7 separate regions of the Mus musculus genome follow, and regions 1, 2, 3, 4, 5 and 6 are each linked to region 7. Evidence: chromatin loops called from intact Hi-C (ENCODE). Cell type or tissue: left cerebral cortex. All regions are shown on one strand.

The links. Peaks named below come from ENCODE experiments on the same cell type or tissue, not always from the same donor. Only the 100,000 strongest peaks of a DNase experiment are listed, where the experiment ranks them.
Region 1: it touches region 7 in a loop (4-fold over the local background); 6 of 42 quality-filtered maps call a loop at or near these places.
Region 2: it touches region 7 in a loop (4-fold over the local background); 23 of 42 quality-filtered maps call a loop at or near these places.
Region 3: it touches region 7 in a loop (4-fold over the local background); 30 of 42 quality-filtered maps call a loop at or near these places.
Region 4: it touches region 7 in a loop (2.4-fold over the local background); 23 of 42 quality-filtered maps call a loop at or near these places.
Region 5: a loop joins it to region 7, with 4 times the contacts of the local background. A loop is called at or near these places in 7 of 42 quality-filtered maps.
Region 6: a loop joins it to region 7, with 2.8 times the contacts of the local background. A loop is called at or near these places in 6 of 42 quality-filtered maps.

What each region holds. Positions count from the first base shown.
Region 1 is chr13:52,444,130-52,448,129 of GRCm38, reverse strand. No RefSeq gene overlaps it. Among named protein-coding and RNA genes, the nearest start is that of Diras2, 85 kb to the left of the region's middle. In left cerebral cortex, no CTCF peak of the experiment used is centred here; DNase peaks (open chromatin) are centred at 1,141, 1,765 and 2,401; H3K27ac peaks cover 1,441 bases.
Region 2 is chr13:51,828,431-51,832,430 of GRCm38, reverse strand. No RefSeq gene overlaps it. Among named protein-coding and RNA genes, the nearest start is that of Gadd45g, 16 kb to the left of the region's middle. In left cerebral cortex, a CTCF peak has its summit at 1,515 (motif pointing left); a DNase peak (open chromatin) is centred at 1,512.
Region 3 is chr13:52,273,573-52,277,572 of GRCm38, reverse strand. No RefSeq gene overlaps it. Among named protein-coding and RNA genes, the nearest start is that of Gm33116, 42 kb to the right of the region's middle. In left cerebral cortex, a CTCF peak has its summit at 1,742; DNase peaks (open chromatin) are centred at 1,736, 2,195, 3,520 and 3,864; H3K27ac peaks cover 490 bases.
Region 4 is chr13:51,838,248-51,842,247 of GRCm38, reverse strand. No RefSeq gene overlaps it. Among named protein-coding and RNA genes, the nearest start is that of Gadd45g, 6.4 kb to the left of the region's middle. In left cerebral cortex, a CTCF peak has its summit at 2,398; a DNase peak (open chromatin) is centred at 2,395.
Region 5 is chr13:52,343,682-52,347,681 of GRCm38, reverse strand. No RefSeq gene overlaps it. Among named protein-coding and RNA genes, the nearest start is that of Gm33116, 110 kb to the right of the region's middle. In left cerebral cortex, no CTCF peak of the experiment used is centred here; DNase peaks (open chromatin) are centred at 1,499 and 2,051; H3K27ac peaks cover 776 bases.
Region 6 is chr13:52,455,351-52,459,350 of GRCm38, reverse strand. No RefSeq gene overlaps it. Among named protein-coding and RNA genes, the nearest start is that of Diras2, 73 kb to the left of the region's middle. In left cerebral cortex, a CTCF peak has its summit at 1,947 (motif pointing right); DNase peaks (open chromatin) are centred at 1,358, 1,610 and 3,792; H3K4me3 peaks cover 554 bases; H3K27ac peaks cover 924 bases.
Region 7 is chr13:52,528,824-52,532,823 of GRCm38, reverse strand. It overlaps Diras2 (DIRAS family, GTP-binding RAS-like 2), which reads left to right and starts at 1,988. Exons shown (of 2, transcript NM_001024474.2): 1 at 1,988-2,404. In left cerebral cortex, a CTCF peak has its summit at 1,932; DNase peaks (open chromatin) are centred at 2,528, 2,912, 3,511, 3,868 and 3 more places; H3K4me3 peaks cover 2,090 bases; H3K27ac peaks cover 2,589 bases.

The sequences.
Region 1 (4,000 bases), 85 kb after region 7:
GAAGGAGGGCCGCCAGCGGATGAAAAATTACTGAGAGGAGACACCAGGAATAGCGGTTCTATCAACTGAATGATTGGGATTTTCAAAATCACGAGAGCATGAGCAGGAATTATGACTGTCCTGGCAAGAAGGATATTTTACAGGGAGATGCTGATAATACCAGACTATGGGCATAACACACTTCAAAGAGTTAAATTCTCCCAGGAATCTCATGCGGAGGACCCCCATAAAAGATAGGCTGCAGCCAAGACAATGGTGGGTGGGACCAAGGTCGCTAAGTTATTCATACTTCTGCCTCTGTGTTTAAACCCAAACCTCAGGACAAGACCTTAAAGATGGCGGTGGGACTCGCTGGGCCTCCTTATTTGTTTGTAGTCACGTAGATAACACATTCTTCGAAGCTTCTATTTAGTTTCTTCCTTTTGTGCTCATGCGTCGGTTTTGATTTTATGATTTTTGTTTTAAACCGTAGATACATTGCAGAGCCAAATGGGAAGGTGTGACTTTCCTTCTCTCTGCGTGCAGAAGGAGGAAAAGGAAATGGATGTAGTTGAGCAGATAGCACTGATGGAGAGCAGGTAGGTCCACACGGATCAGTGTTGTGGGTCCTTCCGAGGGAAAGGGATACATTCACTGTAGCATGAAGGTGTTTCTAGCCTGAGGAGCAGAGCCTGCACATCCACAGCGAAAGCCACAATCTCCTCAAATTAATAAAAAAATACAACGGCACAGGGTTATAAATTTTAAAAATGTAAAATATTAGGTTTAAATTTTTTAAAAAATGTGTGTATGCATGTGCATGTGTGCATGTGTGTGCATATGTGTATATGTGTGGGCCTTTGTATTTGCACATGTGAGTGCATATTGCATGCATGTCTGTGTGTATTCATGTGTGTGCATGTGTGTATGTGTATCTATATGCTTATGCATGCACGTGTGTGCATGTGGGTATGTGTGTGGGTGTGCATGCATGTTTCTGTGTGTGCATGTATGTGCACATGTGCATGTGTATGCATGTGTGTGCATGTATGCCATAGCATAACTCAATGGGCTGTGGCTATGGATCTATGGCTCAGTTAATGGAGGGTTTGCCTTAGATTTCACAAGGCATGGGCTTGAACCTTAGCATCACATACACCACGTATGGTGACTCATGACAGTAATCTTAGCACTTGAGAGGCAGAGCTATGAGAATTAGATGTTCATACGTTCACAGTCATCCTCAGTTACATAGAGAGTGGGAGACCAGTTGCAGATATATGATAGCTTTTCTCAAAACAAACCAAAAATAAAAACAACCCTGATTCCCCTTCCCATCCCCATGCAAACCAAACTACAACAAGGAAACCCGTAACACAGAGGGGAGGGCCAAAAGAAGCCTGGACCCCCGTCATCCTAAGAAAAAAGTAATTCCACTTATATGCTACAGTAGCTGCAGTAACATTGCCAAGACACCAGACATCAATGCAGGGAAGCTTCTCTCAGAGAAGTCAGATGTGAGTGTCTAACACAGGGAGGAGTTCAAGTAGGTCACATGTATTGGGTTGCCTGCTTAAAGCAGGTCTCCTCTGGCCCAACTCTTGGTGTTTTCAGGAGGAGGGAGGGGTGAGGGAGGGCTCCCTTTGGACTCAACTCCTATTTTTGTAAAGCATTAATCCTGTTCATGAGGGCTTCACTCTCTCAGTCTAGTCGGGCTCGAATCCCAGCTTCAGAAAGCATCACCACCGAGAATTTCAATTTGGAAACATTTGCAACGGGGACCTGAATGTCAATCACAGCGGTAACCATTGTGTGTGGTTTGCAGAAAGAAGGCTTGAATCTAGGTTCCAGTGGTAAAGGTGTGTGGCTCACAGAGGAAGCAATGGAGAGTGTTTGGAAATGAAATTCAGGCAAAAATCCCTGGCAGCAGCTCTGTCCTGCACCCAGAGGTCAGCAAGAAAGTCTGGAGGAGGGATGAGGCTCTGGTGGTCCAGTGTTCACTTAGCCTGCAGGGAAACAAACTCTGCATCCCCATACTGGATAAACCCGGACTGGTGAATCTCAGAAATCCCGAGCAGGGGGCAGGAGGATCAAGAGTTTAAGTCAATCCTGGTTAAATAAGAGGCTCAAATCAGCTTGGGATACATGAGATTCTGACCTAGAGAGAGAGAGAGAGAGAGAGAGAGAGAGAGAGAGAGAGAGAGAGAGAGAGGAGGGAAAGAGGGAGGGAGGAGAGAAGGAGGGAGGGAGGAGGGATAAGGGATAAGGGATGAGGGAGAGCATAAAGCAGCCTCCTGAGTAGTTGCTGGAGCTCAGAGGGAACCACTAGACCTAAAAATAAGGACCAAACCGAGAGAAGCCCGGGGGCGGTGGGGGGAGAGGGAGGAAGTGGAAGACTGGTAATTTTCTCTTAGTCATAACGGAGCCAACAGATGCTCCGTGAGAGCGCTAGATTCAGAAAGAGGAGTGAGTATAACACGAAGAATTATAAAAAGAACGGCTACAAAAGCAGAATCCATGACTCCCAGAGTCCCCACGGGAGAACCGCAGCTCACACAGCCACACAACACCAACTGAAATAGCTAGTCTAGGTGGGCAGAAGGCAGAAAATAGTGGGGTCTCAGGATGGGGTGATATGTCAAGTCAACTTAGGCGCTCTGTGGCTGAGTAAAATAGAATCATCTCATCTATTAAAAAATACATGATAAAGGAAGCCTGATGGGAAAAAAATGAAGTCAGTAAAAGAGGTAAAAGTAAGGATCATACAATATTTCCCTGGGTGGGGGAGGGGAGCAGACAAGAGGCTCAGGAAAATCAAAACATGGACACATGGGGCTGGGAGATAGCTCAGTGGTTAAGGGCAATGACTCCTTTTCCACAGGATCGGGGTTCAATTCCTAACACCTATATGGTGGCTCACAGCCATTTGTTGTTGAGGAAAGTAGTGATTTACAAGCAAAGATCCTAAAGGCTCAGCAGGCTCCAAAACGAAGACAGTTTTCATAGATGGAAAAGGGAGAGACAAGAGAGAGGGGGAGCTTTGCTTACCCCAAATCTGCATCCATGGAGTTTGTCACCCACCCATCTAGTTATCCCTCTCCGTCCAAAGAATGGGAGGGGCAGGAGGTTTCTGTTGGATTTTCTCGTCCATCTTTCCCGAGTCTTACCTGTGAACAGTCCCATATAGGCATCCACTAAGAGTGCTGTTGACATGCAAGTGAAACTTAAGGTATCGGTGTGATAACCATCAGGTTCTGGTTGTGGCAGTGGGTAGTTCAAGAGGACAGAAGTACAGATTACCGGAAACTCCGGTGTTTTAGCCCTGGAAAGATGGACAAGGAGGCAACACGGTGGGATCCCAGAGGGGAGTTCAAGACCCGCCTCTTGCCCGAGCTAGTATCTCGCCGGCAAGAATTCACTCGGACAACCGGATCCTTCTACGGCAAAGCTTTTATTGCTTCAACATAAGGAAGACCCCGAACCCGGAAAATGGTGCTGCTTATATAGCCCGCAGAGTGACGTTTCAGCACCTGATGTGGCGTGACAGCACCTGATTAGTTGCTTGCCCATCACCCCATTACTACGCCCCGAGATGGACAGTGACTGGGCGTGAATTTACTCTTGCACTTGCGCATAAGGCTTGTTTACTAGTTAGGCGCAGTGGAAGCCAGCGCCGTCTTATAATGGCGATTGCTCAAGGCACAGCTCTCCACACCCGCCACCAGAGACAGACAGCATGACGGCAGGGTGTCTCCAAAGACAACCAGAGCCCAAGTGCTAGAAGGTGGTTCCATCCTTTTATCCCTTGAAGGTGGGTGGTGAGGGCAGGCTTCACAGCCAGAGTCTGCAGCCAGGCTCTCTGGGTGGGAGGCAGGGAAAGAAGTGGGGAGCCGTAAGTAAGTGACTGGTGCCTCTACCTCCCCATAAATACCTTCTGATTTTACCTCACATCCCAGGTGAGAAATTCTGTCTGCCATGCCTGTCAGCATCTGTGGAAGGGGCATACTCCTCCAGTGCCTGT
Region 2 (4,000 bases), 700 kb after region 7:
AGATAGAACGGCGTTAGCCCTAGGAAGGCAGCTTGTACCCCGTCAGCGGTGCCACTTGTGTGCGCATGCGTGTTTGTTTATGCGCGCATGCGAAGTATGTGCTTGCATGTGTGCACGTACCCGTGGAGGCTGGAGCTGATGTCTACTATCTTCCTCGCTTGCTCTGTACCTTATTTTTTGAGACAGGGTCTCTTGCTGAGCATGGATCTCACCAATGTGGCAGACTGGCTGGCAAGTGTGCCTTCTAGATCCTCCCGCCTCCATTTCCCAGGACTGGGGTTTCAGGCCCACGCCTCCACCCCATCATTTTACATGAGATCTGAACTTAGCTTCTCATATCTTCACGGCAAACTCTATACGGACTGAGCCAGCTCCTCCTCACCCCCTCCATTTGTCTTTATCTCCACCCTACCCCCACAATCAAGGTTCTCCTGACAGAAGCAGGGTACAGCCACCAGCTCTGCCTCCTGCCTGACCGGGAAGGATTTAAGCCACCAGAGTGGGTTTGGGTCCATCTCACTGAGTACCAACTGGTGGCTAAGTACAAGGCCTGAATCACACTGCGGGCTGCATAGGACTGACCTGACTGCTGGGGCGGGGGGGGGGGGGCAGGAGGGGGACAGGAATCAGACACAGGAACAGCGCCACACCCCACTTGGCTCCTCTAGCGCCTAAAGAGTCTATGCTGCACACTTGAGCTCAGACAGAGCTGAACCTCGGTGGAGCGCCTCTGGATGGGAGCTGTACGCAGTGCTTTCCTTCTGTGAGATCGCTTAGTTCTAATCAGGATCGATGATGTGCCCCTTCCACTGGTTCCATATTTGACCAGTGGAGAGAGAAACTGAGACTCACAGCGGTTGGGAATCGGTCCATCGATCCTGGCGTTTTGACTGCAGGATTCTAACAGAACCCCTCAGGTGTTTTTGCTAACCCTTATCACACCCAAGTTTGAAGAACCTTTAGTGGACCAGGGAGATGGCCCAGTGGGTAAAGTGCTGGTCACCAAAGCATGAGGGCCCACAATCAATCTCTAGTACCCCGGTGAAAGGTCAGGCACGATGCAGTGTGCTGGAGTAGAGACAGGAGGATCAAGGGAGCTTTCTGGCCAGCTGGCTAAGCTAAAGCAGCAAGCACCAGTTTGAGTGAGAGAAGATGACGACTCTGGACTCCGCTTACATGCCTGGGTGAGCACAGCAAGTAGAAATGGGAAGGAGAGTGAAGAGAGAGGAAGACGGGAAGCCGAGAGCCAGAGAAAGGGAAGAAAAGTAACAGATGGGATGTGATGATACCTGGGTTTCAGTGACTCTTGAATGAAATTGTCAAAACCTTTTTCCCAAAATCAAATGGAGAAAATAAAATTTTAGACACCCTGCTAGGTTAGGGCTACTCAATGAAAGCCCAATTAGGGGCAATGCTTTGAGAAACATATTGAATTAAAAGGGTTTGTACTTGAACAATGAAGTAATTACACTTAATGCTACCAAAACAAACCAAACGCGGGTCCACAGCACCCTCTAGTGTTTACATTGAGCATTTACAAGACCATTCTCCCTCATCCCAGCAAGCAAGACTCACCCAGAACATGACTGCTACATAAAGATGCTAAAGGAGTTCTTTAACACAAACCGGTCCAGTAAACTTTCACCTACTTCTCAAGCGTGGTGTCTCACAGTTGCAATCCCAGGACTCTGGAGGCTGAGACAGGAGAACTGACACAAGTCTGAGGCCAGCCTAGACTATTGAGAAACAACCTATTTTTTAAAAAAAAAATCGCTTGAAGCCCAAAAGTAACTGTAACATTTAATATCTATTGTTCTGGTGTTAATAAAAAGCCGATACAGCAAGGAGAGCAGTGACAGCATTTTATTTAAAGATATCTACATTTTAAGTTATTTATTTAGTGTACTGGGCATGCTTGCACTCACACGCAGGTGTGCACATACCACATTCTGTTCTCAGGAGCCAGTTCTGTCCTGTTGCCTTGTTGGACCCAGGGATAGAAATCAGGTTGTCAGGCCTACACACAAGTGTTCTACCAGCTCAACTATCCCATATCCTCATTTTAATTAAAAAAAAATAGTTGACCTACTAACCATATAATGTGCTATCTTAGGGAAGTTTTAACCAAATGCATGCAAAGATTAGGAAAGGTGACATAAAAGTAATATCTATGATTATTTAGAAGGAGAAAATAAATTGTGACAGAATATGGTGGTATAACATGTTTTTAAAGTACTAAAGAATTATCATGATCTTAATCTTAAATTTTTAGCATAGGTCTGGCGAAGTGGCAAGGTGGCAAGGTGGGTAAGGGCACCTGCTGCCAGGCATGGCAACCTGAGTTGCATCCCTGGGACCCACATCATGAAAGAAGGGACGTGACTCCAGCAAATTGTCCTCTGACCACAGCATGACCCAGAAGCACCCACCTAAAAGATAATAAATAAAATATAACATTAAAAGAAAGACATTGGCTGGGCGATGGTGGCGCACGCCTTTAATCCCAGCACTTGGGAGGCAGAGGCAGGTGGATTTCTGAGTTCAAGACCAGCCTGGTCTACAGAGTGAGTTCCAGGACAGCCAGGGCTACACAGAGAAGTCTCGAAAAAGAAGAAGAAGAAGAAGAAGAAGAAGAAGAAGAAGAAGAAGAAGAAGAAGAAGAAGAAGAAGAAGAAGAAGAAGAAAAGGAAGGGAGAGAGAGAGAGAGAGAGAGAGAGAGAGAGAGAGAAAGAGAGAAAGAGAGAGAAAAACATTGTTATACACCTAATGCAAAGCCAGCCCCTAATCCTTGGCCCACATTGCAGGTCATGTTGGGTAGTTGGAACATCAGTTCCACCATATTTTAGTTGCCAATCCCTTTTGCCTATCACTAAGACAGAGATAACAATCTCTCATCTACTTGAGATTGGGCGAGACAAGGCAGTCTCCAGTAAATGACAGCTGTGGCAGTACTGGGTGCCAAGGGTGCCCTTTACCACACAGTCTCAGAGTGACAGGTTTGTTTTTTGGTTTTGGTTTTGGTTTTTTTCGAGACAGGGTTTCTCTTTATAGCCCTGGCTCTGTCCTGGAACTCACTTTGTAGACCAGGCTGGCCTCGAACTCAAAAATTCGCCTGCCTCTGCCTCCTGAGTGCTGGGATTAAAGGCGTGCGCCACCACACTCGGCTCTGCATTTTTTTTTTTTTTTTTTTTTTTTTTTAGTGACCGTTTTACATCTGTGTGTGCAGAAGTTAATCTTGGTCTTTCTTACATGTACTGAGAAAAAAAAGACTTCACATTCCCGTTGCTTAAATTCTTCCAACTTGCTTGAATTCAGTTAGCAGCTCGTTGATCACTTCATTGTTCCATGAAGTTAGCTGGAAAATTAATTCTCTAAAAGGGAACGTTGCCCATGATTGTGAATGTTTGCTCAAAATTACGTTTGTCTGACATGGACGTAATGTTTGCTGTTTGCTACAATGTAGCAAGTACAGGAAGTACAGGTAGCAAGTACAGGAAGTACAGGAAGGTGCTGTTGTGCCAGTGGACAATGAATGAAAGCAGTTTCCTTATTTGTCTTGAGTCCTTTTTGAATTCCAAAAGCTTGTTGAATTTAAAAAAAAAAAAAAGCATTGTTACAATGTAATTGAAAAAAATGTTGCTCTTAACAGCAGCAACAAGAACACGCTCAACCCGAACCTCAAAACAGAGAGGGGGTCATGCAGATGGATTGAATGAGGTCAGAGGCCAAGGTGAATGAACCCAGCCGCCTTGCTTCCTCCGTTTGCCTTCAGCTCAGTCACAATCACCCAGGGTTGCCTTTAGAAGGTCAAGGGGTAAAATGTATGGGGCCTTTTCTTTTCTTTTCTTTTCTTTTCTTTTCTTTTCTTTTCTTTTCTTTTCTTTCTTTCTCTCTCTCTTTCTTTCTTTTTCTCTCTCTTTTTTAAGATTTATTTATTTATTTTATTTATGTGAGTACACTGTAGCTGTCTTCAGACACACCAGAAGAGGGCATCAGATAT
Region 3 (4,000 bases), 260 kb after region 7:
GTCACACTGGCCTGGGGGATGGGCAGGCCAGATCATCAGGGTGGGAAGTGGCCTCCAGGCAGAAAGGAAATGGCAAGTAGAAGGAGCTGTCCCAGTATGGATGTGATGCTGTCCCACTGTGGACACGATGCTGTCCCAGTATTGACATAACGCTTCAAGAAGTGCTTTGTCATGTGCTGGACCACAAAGTTTGGAGAAGTAACCACAGGAGGGTGTGGCTCTGGTGTTACAGTTCCCTATGTTCCTTGTACTGTTAGAACTGATGGGAATTGGGCTGATGTAACCTTTCTGGCTTTTCTATGCCTGCCCCAGCTCCCGAATAATGACACAGAGATTTATTTTTATTAACAGATGCCTAGACCTAAGTTAGGCTCATCCTCAACTAGTTCATAACTCAATTATCCCATGTATAGTCATCTAAATTCTGTGACGTTGGCTGCTTACCTCTCAACCAAATTCCTAAGTCCGGCTTCCCCTGAGTCTGAATGGCAAATCCCCACCCCTGAGTCTTTCCCAGCGTTTCTTTCTCTCTGCTGGATGTCCCAACTTACTATCCTGCCTTTTGCCATAGGCTATGGGTGGTTTTGTTTTAACCAATCAGAAGATGCCTTAGGCAGTCAAGGAAGGACAGAGACACATCTTCTTCACACAGGGTACAAAAACATCCGTCCGACAGGCTGAAGTTATTCTAGCGAGGTTAAGTAAAGGCTGGAGAGAAGCACAGGCTATGAATGGGTGTATTAAAGGGGGAGTGGCTACACAGTAGACAACCCTGTGCTTGATGAAGCTGAGGCAGGGATGCAGGGGTGAGACACTGGGTGGAAAGGGTCAGCAAGTTAGAAAGCTGGTAGCTTTGAAGATGGCAAAGGAGACAGTAAATGTGCTCTTGTGCTGTTGTTTCCAGATTTTGGTGGTTTCTGTTTATTTTATTATGTTTGTTTTGTTTTGTTTTGGAGACAGGTTTTTCACAGCCTAGCTTTGAACTCATGCATAGCCCAGGCTGACCTGACTTTGGTGGGTTGTGTGCTATGTCAGCACACACACCCATACCCCACAACACACAACCCACCATGTTAGGTCACCATGCCCAACTGAAGCATTAAGGTAGAAACACTGATCAGATGAAATAAGAAGGAGTAGAATGAAGGATCAGCAAAAGGGGGTATGAGGTCATCAGCAGAGAAGGCTGGGTTACATGAGGAGGCAGGAAAGCGGCTGTGAGGGGGCGGCAGTAGCTGAGGGAACCCACTCCCACCCTCAGCAGGAGGACACTGAAATAGCTACATGGCTCACTGCCATTGGAATCAAGTAAAGAAAAGAGACAGGGTCACACCACCTGCATAAGTGATAAAGTGAGAACCCGCACAGCAGAGGTGACCCAGCAGGCTGTCCCTAGTTGCCTCTGGATCCCCACTGAGCCTCACAGAGAGGCCTTCCGTGCAAATTAGGAACCCAGAGAACCAGCTTCCCCACCGCACCCCACCCCCCCCCCCCACACACACACACCCGTACATAAAAGGATCGCTGGACCCCTCTGCTCATGAGAATCATGGGCAATGTATATGTGCTAGAAATCGACTTCCTGAACCCACTCTGGGCTCTGGGTTGAACAAAGGTGGAGAGGTAGTGTGAGTCAGGTCTTGCACGCGGACATTTCCCTAGCACTCTGTTGCTAAGTAGACCTATATCACACAGCGCAACCCTCTGAATCGGAAAACTTGTTTTAGTGCGCCCCCTACCTGTAAGGCTTAGAAAGAGCAGTGGTGTGAAGCTGACTCTCAGGGAGCTTGACATCTGGGAAGGAATCACTTAAATTCACAAAAAAAAATCACCTTTTGTCTGGGGTCAGTGTGTGACCATGACCTAGGTGCAAAACCTGACCTTCCAGACTGTAGATAGAGGTCAGAAATGTGACAGTCACACCAGGGTGAAGTCCAAACAGGCAGGTACCAGAATGAGTTCTGAAGACACATAAAGAAGACAGACAGAAGAAAGCTACCCTGAAAACAGCTGCCCCTGGCCCACTGCTGTGTCAGCACACACCCCCACACCCCACAACACACAACCAACCTGTACTCGCGTCTTCCAATCTGTGGGTTTATGGGCTGGCTTCTTCCACATTTCCCTGCTCTACCAACAAGCTCAAAGTGTTCAGGATCTGTGTCTGGTGCCTAGAGCATTGGCAGGCACTCCCAGAATCTCTAGGAACCCACTGCATGTTATAAATGAAGGGTATACCACCACCTCTGCAGCTCTTTCCAGCCCGGTTACTCAAACAATCTGCTCCTGGCGTGTCTCCCTATGGGCTAGAGACAACTAGCAGAGACAGAGACAGGCAAACCCGAACTCCAGAGGACAGGCAAGCCACATAAGCTGTCACGGTCCAGTTACTTTCTGCTCTTCCAAAGCCAGTCCTGCCTACACATCAGCTTCCTGCAACGAAGGTCTGGGATGATCGCTCAGGTTGAGAAAGCGCTTGCCACCCAAGCAGGAGAACCTGAGTTCAATCCCCCAACATGGTATAAAAAGTCAGGGGCACCATTGTAGCCTTGTAATCCCAGCACTGGGGGTGGGGGATGGGGGTGGGAATTGGCAGATCCTAAGACTTGCTGGTCACTCTACCCACTGTCATCAGAAAACCCCAGGTCCCAGTGAGAGACCCTGTCTCAAAAGCAAGGGATAGGGATAGCTCAGCAGTTGCAGAGGACCCAGGTCCGGTTCCAGCACCCACATGGTGGTTCATAAATACCCCTAACTATGGTTTCAGGGGAATGCCCTCTTCTGGCCTCCAGGGGCTCCTTCGTGCACATGGGGCACAGGATCTCATGCCAGCAATTATGCATGCACATAAATGAATAAATCTTTTTTTTTAAATTAAAACCCAACGTGGGTGGCTCCTAAGGGATGACCTTTGACCTCTCTTTGTACAGCTGTACACATGCCTTCAATCACACAAGTGCACTTGCGCACACACACACACACATACACAATACACATATACATGTATACCCATACATGCACTCATAACTCAATTAATACAGGAAATATAAGATTTCCCAGAGTGGGTCAAGCTGTTCATCACGGTAGGGATTTCTCTGGGTGTCTTTCTGTGCTCATTGTTGCTCAGTAATCTCACCCTCTGGCCCCATTTTCCATGATCCCACTCACGTGATGAAACTGCATCCCTGAGGCTGTTAACTTAGCTCCTGCTAATATGCCATCAGGAACCGTGCCTGGCACAAAGGCAGAGGTCAATAAAGACCCATCACCTGTGAAGTTACAGGTTGGCAAGACTGTTCTTGACAGAGCTTATCAGTTCCCCACATCCCACCTCAAGTCTTTCCGTAAACGGACACCTTTTGTTCCCCCCACCCCATGCCACCCCTACCTCTGCTTGGTAACCATTCTCCACACTATGTGAGAAATCTCAGCAGTTCACAGTGAGCCTCCTCCATCATCCCACCAACCCTCGGCAGAGACGAGTCTTCCACTTTCCATCACAGAAATCCACCCCCGGAGAAATCCTAGAATAGCAGGAAACCTACACGCCATCTTCCCCCAGGCTTAAAATCCACACGGCATCTGTGGAAGCGACGGCAAAGTTTGTCCTTCAGCGTGTTTGTTAGATTTATTTGTGTTAGCGGGAGGGGTGCAAAGAACAAGTGGAGAGTCAGAAGGGACCTGGCTCTCTATGTTAGGTCTCTCCCTTGGGGTACAACTCAGTTGTTAGGCTTAACTGGAGGCCTCTTTCCTTGCTGAGCCATCTACCCAGCCCTCAAAGTTCATGTTTCAAATGCAGAGGTGGCATCATTGGGGCTTAGCACAGAGGGCTTTGATTCCTTCTGTTGCGGAGTGAAGAAACACCCAACACCAACCACGCCGATTGCTAGTGTGTTCTCGGTTGTGATGAACTAATTAAAGCTTTCCAAGTAGCAGCTGGAGAGGTGGCTTAGTGGTTAAGAGCACATGCTTCTCTTTCGAAGAAACCAGAGTTCAGTTC
Region 4 (4,000 bases), 690 kb after region 7:
GACGGTCAGCCTTCACTCAGAAAAGCTCCACTTCTGGGGAAGTCCTCTAAAATGGCTCCGGGGATCCCATGCAACCGAGAAATGAGTTTGTTACACGGTCCACATCCACCACTCACAACTTACAGTCAGGTCTGACTTGCTGGGGAGGGATGGGAGAGAACTGGTGAAGGCCATCTTCCTGTCATCTTAGTCACACCTAAGCTTCCCAGCAGGCCTGCGGGCGCCTAATCAGCCCTAGCAGCCCCGTGGGCATTTGAATTCTGGTTATGGGTCTGCTCTGGGAGTGGAAGGTGTGCAGACACACACATGGGGTTCCGAATAGTGACAGAGCCGCAGCAAACCCAAGCCACACGCTTGCCTTCTGCTCTGAAAGATAAGCTAAGGAAAACATGGGAGCCCTCCCACCGTGCTGGCGGGGCAAAGCCAGCAAAACTGCAAGTTCAGTCCCTGGAAGCCTTGTAGAAAAAGCGCAAATGATGGCCGCTGCTCTTAATCCCAGCACTAGGGGTTGGGGGGGGCGGAGGAGAGGACCTGGCTGGCAAGCAAGCCTAGCTTAATTAGTGAGTTCCAAACCAGTGAAAGACTCTGTCTCAAAAAAGCAAGGTGCATGGCTTCTGAGGAGTGACACCTAAGGCTGATCTCTGCTTCCACATGCAAAACACATGCATAAGCATGAGCACACACGTACACACACTCACAAGCATGCACACCCACAGACAAACCAAGACCCAGCGCTGGGGGTTCAGTGCTTATTCACTCTGACCTAGGGTGAAAACAGAGCGCCTGGTTTGGGAGTTTGGGGTTAGGTTTATTTTTGTATTGATTATGTTCTCGGCTGTGAGTTAACGGACAGGCATGTGGTAGGCAAGCTCTCTGCCACTGAGCTACACCCCACCCCCACCCCCCGTCCAGTGCCCGATTGAAAGTAAGTGCTCACGTAGATTGACCTACTAAGTCCACTCAGTCCAGTGCCTGATCGGAAGTGAGTGCTCTCATTTGTGGACCTACTAAGTCCACTTTTATGATGAAGCTCTCCCCAAGAAAAAGCATTTAAAGATGTGCCTGGCAGGCTGATGCACACAAGCCATAAGAGGTGCTGGGGGAACCTTGGGGCACGGAGTAACTACAACAGTGCTTCCAGAGCATTCCACAGCCTGATACCACCTCATGCACCCTAGGAAAGCAACCGTGCGACTCTGATTTTGCAAAGTCTTGAGTACCTGTGGCTGCCACAGTAGCCGAGTCTCTAAGTGGTGAAATGTTTCACCACTGCTCATTTTCTTTGGCTGCGCTGCAGTTGAGCACCCCACAGCTTGATTCCCTGTGATACAAATGTAAACTCCAGTCTGATAACCTCGGGGCCAGATGTCAACCCCACTGCCTGGAGATTACAGACCAAATGGAGGCAGATCAAGAAGCCAGCCTTCTGTGGGGTTGGTTTCAGGGGTAGACACTGAGGAGTGGGACCCCTGCTTCCTATACTGAGTAATGGCCATTTGGCATGGCTGTGTGCACCCTGGCTGAGAGACGTCTGTCATATAAAATGAGCCAGGACCCTGACATATAGTTTGCAGTCAAAATAAAGCCCAACAGGACTTCATGCAAAATATTGCACACATCACAGCCAAGGGTAAAGGGCCAAATTTCCATTCACTTGCTTTTAATGAAAATACCTACTTTCTAGACAGGAATGAGCCCTCTCTGAAAGCCTGGCAAGGTGGTACCTGTAATCCAGGATTTGGGAGGCAGAGGCAGACGTTCAAGGTCCTCCTTGGCTATGTGGCTGGATCTAGACAGACACCATGTCTCAAATGAACAAAATCTCTGTTCCTGCTGTCTGCATAATACACGGGAGGATACCAACACTGCAGGACTTAAATATATTCAACATGTTTTGGGACTTGTGAGTGCCCCTTCATTATTGGATTTTATTCATTTGACACAAAAATTTAATAACTTTTGAGCAAATTAGTATTATCACTATGGCTATTTTATTTATCAAGCTTTTTTTTTTCCTCCCGTGGGGTTTGCTGTGTGCCAGGTGCTGTTGTAAGCACCACTTAAATCTCATGGTGACCCTGAGAGGTCACCCCATAGGTGAAGAAAATGGCACAGAGAGGTTAATCAACTCCATAGTGGTAGCCCAGCCAGAAGGTTAACAAGTCTTGTTCTGAATATCGCTTCCTCTTGGCTGTGTTTCTTCTCATTATTCATACAGAAGAGATGGAATCCCCCACATAGAATTTACAACGATCCTTTAGGTTTAGAACAAACTGTTTAGTTTACCAAGGACAAGATCATCACGTACCTGAAATTTTTGAAAATATCGGCTCCTTCATTGCCTCAAACCTAGGGTGCCTGCCCAGGATGTGGTTGCAGGGTGATCTCTTGTGGTCAACATGAGTATTACACCCATAGAGTGTAAGTCCCTCTGAAATTTCCCGTGTGCAGCCTCTGACTCTCAGTGGCCAATGGGATCCGCTGGTTTCCCATTTCTGCTGCAACTAGTGACCCTAAGAAGGTAGGGAGATGGCTCAGTGGGAAAAAGCTCTTGCCGTGAAGGACCTAAGTTCAAATCCAGAGCATTCATACCAAAAGCCAGGCACGACTGTGTGCCATTAAGTTCAGTGTCTTGTTGGCAGAGATAAGATTCTGGAAGGAGAACCTTCCATGAACAGCCTGGTCAGCTGGAACAGCATGTCCATAGATAGATAGATATGGAGCTCATAGGTTGATGAATCCCTGCCCCACCAGCCTCACCCCTCCCCATCCTGCCTTGTCTTCTGACCTCTCCTCTGTGGGTCCATCTTCCCCATAGACACTTCCTTCTTTGTATCCCCTCTTCCTCTTCCTTCACTCACGGTGCTAAGAGCTACCCAGAGTTATTTAGCTACAAAGGATTCTTCCCACTAAGGTATGCCCATGGGCCTCTGGGGTTACTGCAGCCCAGAACTTAGCAACCTCAGTTTCCCTTTGGAGCTTGGCAGAGAGGCAGAAGGACCTCAGCCCTCCCTACCCTGCAGGATCAACATCTACGCTTTTGAAACATTCATTCACATGGGGTGTACAGGATGATTGGTGTTGTCATAATGTTTTCTTTTTTAGTTTTAGGTGTACGTGCTATATGTGGTGTGTTTTACAAAAATAAGGAGAGGTGGAGGTGCAGTCAGATGGGGGGGGGGTGCCTCTATGGCCCAGTCTGAGACATCCCTTCCCCGTGAGGGACCAGCCACAGGACAGTATAGTATAGAGTTTATTCAGGACATGGAGAAGGGAGTTGAGAAGGGTAGTAGAGAAAGAAAGGCAGAGAGAGTAGAGGAATAGAGGCCAGCCATGAGCACGTGGAGAGAGAGGGGGAGGAGAATGGGGAGGGGGGAGCAGAAGCAAGAGGAGAGAGCAAGAGAGGAGGGAGCAAGCAGCCCCATTTACAATGAGTCAGGCACACCTGGCTGTTGTCAGGTAACTGTGGGGTGGAGCCTCGACAAAATGCTGCCAATGTGTGTAAATACGGGTGTCACATGCTATAGTGCATAAGTGAAGGTCAAAAACAACCTTGGGTGGCCATCCTTGCTGTCTACTTTGGCAGGATTTCTTGTTTGTCTCTGAGTTCATCAGGCTAGCTGGCTTGCCATTTCCAGGGGTCCCCTTCTTTCCATCTCCTGTCTCACCGTGTGTGGGTTCTGGGGATCCAAACTCAGCTCCTTACACTTGTGTGGCCGGAGCTCACACACTGAGCAGCCTCCCCAGCCGGCTCAGGGTGACATTCTCATACCTGTGTGCCATCACAATCTCTCCCCTCACATCCTGCCTGGTCTCCTGACCTCTCCTGTGGGCCACCCCTTGCCCCAAGACAGTACAACTGACAATATAATGGAAGAACCAGTCAGGCCTTGGAACCCAGCTCATGGTCAGCAAACACCTGCCAGCACGAGAACAGACCCCCAATCCATCAAAGTCCACAGTTCCAGGGAAGTCCCTAAATGTTCTAACCTTGCTCTTT
Region 5 (4,000 bases), 190 kb after region 7:
AAGCATTTTGCAGAAGACTGGCTCATTTAATCTTTGGTTCCTGGCTCTTGAAGCTCTCCTACTTAGTCTTGGTGAGGTTACAGGTCTACTACCGACTTCCTTGTTCTCTGGTGGATTGATTCTTTGCAAGGTTGATAGGCTAGAAATACATGGCTTTCTGTAGATGAAAGTGATATTTTATAAAAATGTAACAAATTCTGTTATCTCACTGCGCTGCTCTGGATCCGTGTTGAATTTGAGACTGCATCACACAAATGCCACAGCATCACAATGACAGCTGGCGCTTTCACTTTGCCTAATTTTGGTGACACTTCAGCACATTAGGTCAAACTACATCTCTTAAATGAGAGCACTCTCTGGGTGCCTGGGAGCCTTGTTCCACATTGCAATAAAGTTTGATTAAAGCATCCTTCATGTAAGGGACTTGAATTTCTTCTGTGCAACAATATGTGATATGTATATAAAAAGATAAAGAGATATAAGATATGTTCTATGGGGGTATGGTAAGGTATGGGGGAAGGGGGTGTCTCAGAGGGTCCATGCTGTGGCATCCCTTCCCCCTGAGGGACCAGCCACGCAATGGATTGTATAGTATAGACTAGAGTTTATTCAGGGCATGGGGAGGGGAGTTAAGAGGGTAGTAGAGTCAGAGAAAGGCAGAGAGAGAGGGGTGGGGAAGGGAAGGGAAGGGAAGGGAAGGGAAGGGAAGGGAAGGGAAGGGAAGGGAAGGGAAGGGAAGGGAAGGGAAAGGGAAAGGGAAAGGGAAGGGAAGGGAAGGGAAGGGAAAGGAAGGGAAGGGAAAGGAAAGGAAGGGAGAGGATGGGAAGGGAAAGGAAAGGAAGGGAGAGGATGGGAAAGGGAGGAGGGAAGGGAAGAGCCCAAGAGAGCAAGAGAGATGCAGGAGGGAAGCAAGAGTAAGAGAGCAAGAGAGAGAGGAGGGGGCAAGCAGTCCCTTTTATAGTGGGCCAGGCCTCCTTGGCTATACCAGGTAATTGTGGGGTGGAGTTTAGACAGAATGCTAACAGTATGCAGGGTGATAATTTCATGTGTGTGTGTGTGTGTGTGTATGTATGTATGTGTACATGTAAGTTTGCGTACATGTGGTTACCATCAGAGAAGAAGAGAGCATTCTGGAGCCTGGATCTAGAGTGATAGATGACAGTGAGCCGTCCAACAGGAATGCTGGAAACCGAAATTAGATCCTCTGAAAGAGCTGCAAGTGCTCTTGACTATTGAGCCAGCTCACAGCCCCAAAGGCTAGGAATCTCTAAACACGCCCTCCACATACATCTACAGACCTGCACACATGTGCCCACGAAATTGCAACTTAACCACTAGCAGTGATTTTTTTTTTAATGTGAGGAAGTTTGTTACTATCGTCCTTTTTGAATAACATATTCAATCACCATATTTAAGCAAAATTTAAAGGTTGATTTTGCTATGCCATCTGTCCATACAGCTCTGAATAAGCCTAGTTGTTTGGCGAATCTTTAAATACAGATTACTTTAAATGTAGAGCCTCTCTTAGGGCTCACTCATTTTTCTGGGGTTTCCACCCACATGAATTTTCTTATCCTATTCTAGAGAGCAAGGCACACAATTTGCCTCCCGTGGTGTGATCGTCTCTTTCCTACACTTTTCTTCACCCAGGTGGAGGGCCCAGCCTGAAGCTGGTTTTATCCATTATGTTGCACCCTCTCTCCCAAACACTTCGCTTCACAAAACCTTTTAAAGAGCTGTCCAGCACGGCCAGGGAGATGGCAACATCCGGTCCTCAAGCTGAGTCAAGAATGACTGGCCAAGAAAATCTTGGCAGTACCATGGTGAGAGCGACCACAGAGTCCTCTTGCCCAAGAAAAAGCCTCCAAGCAAAGTTAATCGTTTCCTTGCTTGTAGCAGGGGCCGAGTGTTTAGACAACACAATGGGAGGGGCTTCCAAGTCATCTGACTGGAGTTAACGGAGTGATGCAGAGACAAGAAGTGTAATGCCTTGCTTCCAAAGACTTGAGTTGGGAGGGGGGAAAAAGACCTTTTGGCGACTTAAGAAACACTGGGCTAAGAATAGCATTTTTATCCAACCTAAGAGAAGTTAAAACAGCTCCAAGGAAGCAGATAATAGCAGCTGCTGCCTGGAACAGTGAATGAGCTCGAGCTCTGACGAACGCCTCTGCATGCGTTAGGAGCACAGAGATCTTAGGAAACACAAGGTGTTTAAAGACCAGGCTAGATCCTCCTAAGATAAGAGGGGAACCGTCTCCAATAGAGCCCACCTTATTTGCCACAGATCCCCTGTGGGAGGGTCCATCAAAGAACCACATCGGCATCATGAAAAACCGTATAGTCTAAGTGACTGTGCCTTCCAGTGCGACAGGATAACTAACAATTGCTCCTCTGTCCCTCACCAGCATGGCTTCCGGTGGGAAGGAAGAGTCTCTGTCACCTTCAGCATCACAGCATAGAATAATGAATGGTGACATGAACAGGTAGCCACTGAAATCTTTGCAGATACTATTCAATGTGCCTGTCAGAGCACCAGCGAGCCATAGTAAAATACACAACCACCAGTTGGTCATTCTGGCCAATGCCAAGTTATTTTGGTGAGTCATAGTGGTGATGTCATTTAAACATTCCAAGCCCCTGTTCACAATGAAGGTAGCCAGAGGAGAAGTGCTCATTGGTGAGCATTCTGCCAAATATCAGAACATGCAACAGGAAGCCACCATAGGAACCAGGCTGGCTACCTGAACCCAAAGCATTGAGTGTAGAAGGCTCTGCTGCTTGGAAACGCATGTGCACGCACACACACTCTCACACACACACAGACACACACACACAGACACAGACAGAAGGTGGAACATTTAAGTGACATTGGTTGGTCTTTTGGGGTTCAAGAACGCTTCCTGGCACAACATTACCAAATAAACAGCTACATGAGTTTCAGCCGAGCAGGGTTGGGACACTGATCTGCAGGTTTCAGGTGCTCTCTGATGGCATCCTTAGCTTTTGGATTAGTGAAATCTAGATCTGCTAAAGATGCCTAGATCTGCTAAAGATGTGTTGTAAGGTCTTGATAGTTACAAGGGTATTAGTCACACATGGTGTGGGCAGGGAATGGCTGGAACTAAGAGTGGCCCAAGGTAACTTGGCTCTGGATTGCACAATCTACTCTCCACCATTTCTCATTTGCTCATTTGGCTTTGTGGAATCCTTAACAGGTTTTCTCCCTCCCCCTCCCCTCCCTTCCCCCTCCCCGTCCTCCTCCCCCTGCCCCTCCCCATCCCTCTCTTCTCCATTTCCCTTTCCCTCCTCCTCTTTTCTTCTTCTTCTTCTTCTTCTTCTTCTTCTTCTTCTTCTTCTTCTTCTTCTTCTTCTTCTTCTTCTTCTTCTTCTTCTTCTTCTTCTTCCTCTTCCTCTTCCTCTTCCTCTTCCTCTTCCTCTTCCTCTTCCTCTTCCTCTTCCTCTTCCTCTTCCTCTTCCTCTCCTCCTTCTCCTTCTCCTTCTCCTCCTCCTCCTCTTTCTCCTCCTTCTCCTCCTCCTCTTTCTCCTCCTCCTCCTCTTTCTCCTTCTTCTCCTCATTCTCCTCCTCCTCCTCCTCCTCCTCCTCCTCCTCCTCCTCCTCCTCCTCCTCCTTCTCCTTCTTCTTCTTTGCTCCTGGGAACTTCACATATCACAACGAATGCAAGTTGGAGGATGCTACAGTAGAAGTAGTACAAGTGCTTGCTGTGTGTTGGGAACCTTCCAGAAGGTGTACATGGGCTATTTTATCCAAACCTCATCACTACTCATTATGCTACATGCTTCCAGCAACTCACAGATGAGGGAAGGAAGGCTAAGTTAGGTACATTCCGGGTAACCATCAGTTATAATTATGGAGACTTAAAAGCAGGTAGCCCTAAAATGCCTGGTACACTCCAGCTTTCAAATGGTACCTACACATCCCCCCCCCCCCGCCCAACCTGACTTTTTTCTCAAATCCAGAATACAAAACCAAAACCAAAAA
Region 6 (4,000 bases), 73 kb after region 7:
TTCTACCAACTCAAACACTACGAACATCAGGCAGCAGCTAAGGCCTATATCAGAAATCCGCCCCCTCCCCGTTTCGGTTAGCTTGCCTGCCTGCTGTCCCCACCAGCTTGCTTACTGAATGCTGTGACCGTGAACATTCCTGGTAACCACTTCCATGTTGTAAGTTGTTGCCTGGGGCCACCTGAATCCATGTTCCAGGGCCCCAGTCCCTCCTGGTTGTCTCAGCATAAACCAATTCCTATTCTTGTTGGGGTAAGACACTATGGACACTAGCATCTAGTATTTTTTATATCTGAGGAGGTTGGGAGTGGTTGTGCCAATATCAGGGAAAATAGCTTCCTATAAAGAACTGGCTTTTAAATACCCTTCTTTGCCTTCTATGGGAAATAATGGCAGGCTGTTATCAGTTAAAAAATAAGTCCTTGGTGTCAATGGCATCTTTATCAATGAAGGAGCTCCGTGAGAAAAGCAGACCAGGAGATTATGAAGGAAGAAGAAGAAACAAGTGCTTCCACTCTAGGAAGAGGAAACAGGCATGTCTCGAGATAAGCACGTGATGCTCAAATCCAGGTGCATATCTGGGAACAAAAAAGTAAAACACAGATATTTACTGAGCTCAGGAACAAAAAATCTTTTCTTTTTTCTTTTCTTTCTTTTTTTTTTTTTAAGAATTATTTATTATATGTAAGTACACTATAGCTGTCTTCAGATACACCAGAAGAGGGGCATCAGAGCTCATTACAGGTAGTTGTGAGCCACCATGTGGTTGCTGGGATTTGAACTCAGGACCTCTGGAAGAGCAGTCAGTGTTCTTAACCGCTGAGCCATCTCTTCAGCTCCTCACCCCCCCCCCCAAAAAAAAGTAAAATGAGGGTTCCCAGCTAATGCGGACAGATACCATAATTGATACCAAGTTCATTTTCAATATAGTATATTAAAATAAAACCTGGAAAGTACCCCATAATCTGTAGGCATGAGCTTCTTTGCAAGGTTCTTGGCAGCCCCCAGCTGCCAATGTCATTAGCTTGTGTGTCTGACCTAAGGGAAATTACCACCATACAGCAGCTGAGCTCCACAGACCGACTAGAAATGAGGGAATGTAAAACCATCAGTGACGACTCTACAAAATCGCATACGGGGTCTCCTTCACAGGACACACAGGGCCTCCTTCATGCTCACTAAATCCCTTCTTCAAAGTCATTGCGGAGCTCTTGTTCCAAGAACTAGACTGGACTCTCTTTAGTGCCTTCAAATAGATGGAAGGGCGGGGGAGTGAAAACCCCCCACAGAGCTGCCACTGCTAATTAGTGTCTCTGCGCACCACTTCCTGCGCGCACAGCGATGCCCAACCCTGCCAAGCCCTGCAGGGACACACAGACAAACAGTGTTTACAAGCCAACATGGCCCCGTACACTCCTCAGCCCTGCTCAGCAGGCACAGAATTCATTTTCTATGCAGAGAGAACTTCACCTAAGCTTGTCTTGGAACGATGGATAAATTCTCTGCTGGATGTAAAAATTTTACCGCAGGAAAAAACCAACAACTCTGCGAGGTGAATTATCAAAGCAGAATAAATTAGAAACAGTGAAAACACTTCTGTTGATTTAGCCCTGCACGTGTCTGCTTTAATTCAGTGTCGTTACGCATGCTCCGTTGTTATGACGGTTCTCGGTTCTCTTTTTTCAGATGCTGGCTGGCTTCTAGGGGAAATAGATGGCCGGCCGTCTGAAAGAATAGCTGTAGCGTCATTTCAGGCTTCCCAGATAACTAAGTTCTGGTTGCAATCATTGGGATTCTTTCCATAGGAGATTATAAATTCAGTCACCAGTTAGTATGCTGTGTTGACTATATATATTTTTTGAAGAACTCTTTCAGCTTTTTTAAAAGGTAATTTATTTTTAAGTACGTGTATATATGAGTCTGTGCGGGTGTATGTGTACATATGAGTTTAGGTGCCCATTTTGGCCAGAAGAGGGCGTTGGACCACCTGGAGCTGGAGCTAAAGGTGCTAATGAACCATTTGACATGGATGTCAAAAGCCCTGTGCCTAGTTTACTCAGAAGGTAGATACTGCCTGGGCTCTGCAAAGGGGGGGTCCCAAACAAGACAGGGTTTTTGTTTTTTTTTTGTTTGTTTGTTTTTTGTCTGTTCTTTAAACTAAGAAGAATTTGTACCCATTTACGGTGCGCCATATGACACGACAGATCTGTCAGAGAAGGAAGCAGTTTCGTTTCTGTGAACATCAGCCATGTCTAAGTGCAGGCACTTCACTTCGGACATTTCTCCATGTTCATTTTCCGTGGGTCCTTGATAGCCAAGGCTTTGCCTGCTTTGTTGGGGAAACTTGTTCCTCCTCTCACTGTGTCTGTTCCCTATCTGATTCCTGTCCTCTTTCCTTTACCTCCCCACCTCCAATGACCACCATTCTCCCCTGATCATCTATGAAACCAACTCCTCAGTGTCCACTATCCGGTGAGCACACATGCCATCTGTCTTTGTGAACCTGGCTGTTTTCATTCGACAGAGTGGCCTCCTATTCTGTTCTTGTGTCAGCAAGTGGCACATCATTATATATATATATATATATATATATATATATATATACATAAATAAATAAACATTTTGCCGGGCATGGTGGTGCATGCCTTTAATTCCAGCACTTGGGAGGCAGAAGCAGGTGGATTTCTGAGTTCAAGGCCATCCTAGTCTACAAAGTGAGTTCCAAGACAGACAGGGCTACACACAGAAACCCTGGGGTTTTTGTTTTGTTTTGTTTTTTGTTTTTTGTTTTTTTTTTTGTGGGGGGAGGTTTTCAAGACAGGGTTTCTCATGTCTAGTGCCCACAGAAGCCAGAAGAGGCCATTAGAGCCATCAGAACAGGAATTAACAGATGGTTGGGAGCCATCATATGGGTACTAGGAAACAAACCCTGGCTCTCTGCGAGTTCTCTCAGTGTTCTTAACGTTTGAGCCATTTTTTCACAGCTCCAATGCTGGCTTACAGTTTAAGGGTGTAGTCCATTGTGATAGAGGAGTGACAGCAGCAGGAGCATGGGGAAGCTGGCCACATCTGCAGCCAGGAGGCAGAGGGCCATGAGTGCTGGCACTCAGCTGCTGTTTCCCTTTTTATTCGGTTGAGGATCCTACCTCATAGAATCCTGTCACCCACATTTCAGTGTGGTTCTTCCTACCCCAATTAACTAATGAACATTGGAGTTCTGCTCACTCCTTTTTATTCAGACTAGGACCTAGCTAGTCCTGTCAATTTGACACTCAACCTTAACCATAACAGGGGCTCATTGTGGGGCAATGACACAGACAGCCTGGTCCCCAGTCAAGCAAAGGTCTGGAACCCTGGTGACTCAGTGGGTGGTGATTTCCACCTGCATGGGACAGAAGGTGTTTGACCATGCCTCCTGGGCCCCTGGATCCTGTCACTTAGCTACAGCTCCTCACAGCCCCCCGCCCCCCCCCAGACATATATAGCCATCAGTCACATAGGAGCAGCACCAAGCCCTCTCACATGCAAATAAGGTTTTCCCAAAGCTCTCAGACCAAACCAATGAGAAGTACTTGTTGTCAGACCCTTACCCACTCCAAAACTGTATGTAAGAATCCTAACCAGAAGGATTTAAGGTGTTTGAGAACTAATCCGTCATCCAAGCCTTCTGCTCTAAGAGCTGTAACACTTGGGAAGAGGTCTGCTCTCCGGAAACGCCACTTGAAGCTCTGCCCGCCTTACTGGCTAATCAGCCCGACCTGACTCAGTGCAGGGTGGAGTGGAGTAACCTGGAAGGCACAACAGAGATGGAGGTGGAGCCAACTGCAGCAGCGGGAGCAGAGGAAACAACTTCCCTTCCCTGCCAGCACTCTTCCCTTCGCTGGAACTCTCCCACCAGGCCAGGCCAGAGATCTCCGTGCAAAGCCTCTGGTATGCACCAGTTAAAAGTGGAAACCACTGAATATCGGCTTGTAGAATATGTTTATAGTTTCCCATGGAC
Region 7 (4,000 bases):
TTTTATGTAGTGTCTGCTGAGAGAACTGACTACAGCTGCTGGTTCGTATTCGGTGTTTGCTACTGGACTGAACTGCTGGATACCATGACAACAAAGATTGGACTCACCTCTCCCACCCCACAAGAACTCTTTCTAAATAGGTTGACTTCCCCTGTGTCCTCATAACTTTTCTCTTCCACTACCTCTGGTGGGTGGTAGGCTAGAAGGGAGGGAGAATCCTTATTAAAATAGGTTTAGAAAAAGACAGAGTCAGTCAATTCTTGGAACATATCATGAAACAATTTATGATGAATATATCACAAAGTTATAGAGGAAGAACAAGTTTAAAAAAAAAAAAGACAAGGTGGCCTTCATGTTAGGACATGATTAGAGAAAAACACACAGTTAGGGAACAGTATACAAATAAATCAAGTTCTAACATTATGTTTAACTAGGAAAAGGAAGAAAAAAAATGGAGCGAGCTGTCCCCTAATACTGTCTCTGGCTCTACAACTCTGGGATTACAAGAATGTCAAAATGTTAATTTTTTTTTTTTTTTTTGCATGCATGGGATCAAGCTCGGATTCTTGTGTGTGCTCCCCAAGTCCTGTAGCAACTGAGTCATCTCCACAGTCATACACAGACCTTCATAATGGAGAGACTGTGGACATGTGGACTTCCTGCTCACAGGCATATTCAAAGTAGGGCTACATTTGTGAAGGCCACTCTCAAATGGCCTTGTTAAAAATGGTCTACTCCCTTCTTATTTTAGTAGCCATAGCACTAAGGCCAGAGTCAAGCTGAACTAAGGAACAAAGATGTTATCTTAACTGTAAATAGTGAAAGCATATCTTAGGTAAGATTTCAAAACAAACAAACAAACAAACAAACATGTTTCCTGTGAATAGCAGGGCAGAGATTTGCTTTGCAAACCAACTTCAAAGGATTATATCCTCTGAAATTACAGGACTCCAGAACTTACCCAAACAGAAAAGTGACTATATTATAGCTTACAGAATCTGTAAGCTAAGCCTAATTTAGAAGATACAGGCCCCATTTTGTAATTCTTTTACCACATCACCAAAGGACAAAGATAAGGATAAAAAAAGAAAAAAAGAGTTTCCTCCAGCCATAGAGTGCAAGTATGATATAGGTAGATGTTCCTGTCCAGCGCTTACAAAATGTCAGTACAGCATATTCTCTCTCTCTCTCTCTCTCTCTCTCTCTCTCTCTCTCTCTCTCTCTCTCTCTCTCTCTCTCTCTCTCTCTCTCTGTTAATTCTTTGAAATGGTCATGAAAAGCTGCTGAGCAGCGTGGTCCCCCAAGCTTACCCAAAGAGGTGATGTCAGAGCCCTGTCCTGTTAAAACGCTTGAATTCTTGTAGTATGGTTGCCTTTCAGGCAGGGAATTTCTTGGCACCTCTAAGTGACAGGCTGTCTTGTGATTTAGCACATGTGACTACTATTGTCGACTTGACAGAATCTAGAGTCACCTGGAGACGGGCCTCAGGCTTGTGGGAGGAGAGATTATCTTGATTACTTAAGTGTTGTGCAAAGGCCGGTCTTGACTGTGGGCTAGACCATTCCTGGGTACAGGATCCTGGACTATACAAATTGATCTCGGTAGCAGCGTGCTTCCACAGTCGTCTAAGTTCTGATTACCGATGCGATGTGATCAGCCATTTCAAGATTTTTTTTTTCCTGCTTTGCTTTTTTACTCTGAACTATGAGCCAGAGCAAACCCAGTTTTCCTTAGCTTGTTTTTGTCACAGCTACAGGAACAGAAACCTTGCCCAGTGACCAAGTCTTATTGCGTGGTAAGCAGTGATTAAGTACACTAGGGTAGGAGCATAGTTTTAAACACAGGAATCCACTGTCCTTTCAACGGAATGATTTTTGATTCATTTAATTTTCAGAAAATTCTAGTCTCTTGTCATCTATTCCAGAAGCTTTCGGTAGAGGGCAGCTGAAGGCTCCCGGTGAAAAGCAGGCCACCGCAACGAGCAACCACTGTGCTTGCAGGAGCTTGAGGAGGGTGGAGCCGGAGGCCGGGAGGCTAGAGCCAGAGAGCACCGCGTGGGAGGACTGCACAGGGCCAGGCGCGCGTGCGGGCGGTGCAGGGAGCGGTGCTGGAGGTTGTAAGGCTGTGCAGAGAGCTCGGGCGGGTGCATAAGGCAGAGAGGGGCAGACAGAGAGGGGCAGCACAGGGGGCAGGACGTTGCATTGGGCGTTGCACTGGAGGTGCAGGGCTCTGGACATTGCACTGGGGGTGCGGTGCACAGGGCGGTGCGGGGCGCAGGGCAGCTGACAGCGTCATCAGGCGGGAGCAGCGCGCACTCCGCCTCAGCAGCCACCGCATCGCGCTGCGCGCAGCGGGTCCCGGAGCTGCGCCTGGAGACCTGCGGCTCTGAGCCGGCTCTCCCCAGGTAAGCAAGCCACCACGGCTCTCGGCTGGAGCTGGATACAGCTCGCGGGTGCCCGGCGCTTTTGGCCAGTCCTGGGAGCCAGAGGAGCAGGATTACTCTCTGGGGCTGAAGATCAGTATGTATCCCAGGACTTGGAGAGGGGGACCAGCCAGCCTCATCCTGCATCCTTCCAGGAGGGGAGGGCGAGGACGAAGCCATAGCTCAGTTGGGAGAACGTTAGACTGAACACCTAACATTGCTTTGAAGGGGCAAAACCTCAGGGTCTTACCCAAGATTAGGGATCCCGTCCTAACAGGAGTTGCGGTTGGGGAAATTCTTTGACTGCAGGTATTCTAATGAATGCGGAAGATTCCATCGATTTAGGAAAAGTCTCCTAAAGAGGTACAGCTAGAGAAAGAAACATTCAGAGCCAAGAAGAAATGGCTAGGGGATTCCTGATGTTTGGATCCCAACCTCTAGACTTAACGCTCTGGAAAGGGACCCGCCCCAATGTCTCATTTCCTATTTTAAAGACCAGGCTTGGGATATCCACGGGACTCCCCTTCTTCTCCCGGTGGGAGCTCAGGCAAGTCTCAGCATCTAGTCCAGGCAGAAGAACGTGGGTCTCCATCAGAGGACAATGACAGCTGGCTGCCCAAGGGTTGGACTTCCCCACCCTGCTTTGCGATTCCATGTCCCAGTTCATATTCTTTGGGGTTGGGGGATCTTTGGAACTGGACACCACACATCTCGGTTGTTCCATGCCTTCAAAGGTGGAACACAGTATAACTTGGGTGGAGGAATCCGTGCCCAGCCAGCCTTGTTTAGGAATTCATTTCACATTTTGGTTCTTGTTAGCTTTTAATCGGGCCCCCGTGCATACTAGTTTATACTAGCAGAAGTTTTGTGATTTGCTTAAAAGAAAAAAAAACCCATAAAATATTATTTTAAATGACTATTTTCTAAGTAACAGCAAAAAAGCTGAAGTATTTTAGATCTCAGATCAGTCTAGATGTGTTCTTTCCCACTGGCATTTGGGTTCGAGGAGGTGGAGTGGGTGGTAGAGAAAAGGGAATAAAATTAGAATAAATTTAACAAATTTGTATGGGAATCATACTTTAAAAAAAGAAATTGTTGTTGCCTAAAATTGCAAACTATTCAGTTTTATCTGTGCCCTTCGAACTGGAGAGGGCCCTGAGCACAAGAAGACACAACACCCCCCGCACCCCCATCCCAAATATATCAGAGAAACAGAAGGTGGTACAGGTAGGAGGTCCGTTTGACTGAAGATTTTACATTTAGTGCAGGTGGCTGTCCCTGGAGAACCCAGGCAAGGAGCGGGGAGAGGCAGGGCTGACACAGACTGTAGCCAGGCTCCGAATCCTGTTCAGTTTTCTTGTGTTGGGGACCCGTGTGTAGGGCTTATACAGGAACCCCCAGAAGCTTTTTCATGAGTGCCTTAGCAGGGTGCTCTGGAGGCTTCAGACTCACAGTTTGAAAGGCAAGCTGGGCAGGGAGGGGACTCCAGCAGCTGGCTAGCAACCAGCCTTGTCAACAGAACTATTTCAGCCTGAGAAGGGCAGGCGGGGACCTTGCTACCGGCTTCCCATATGTGTC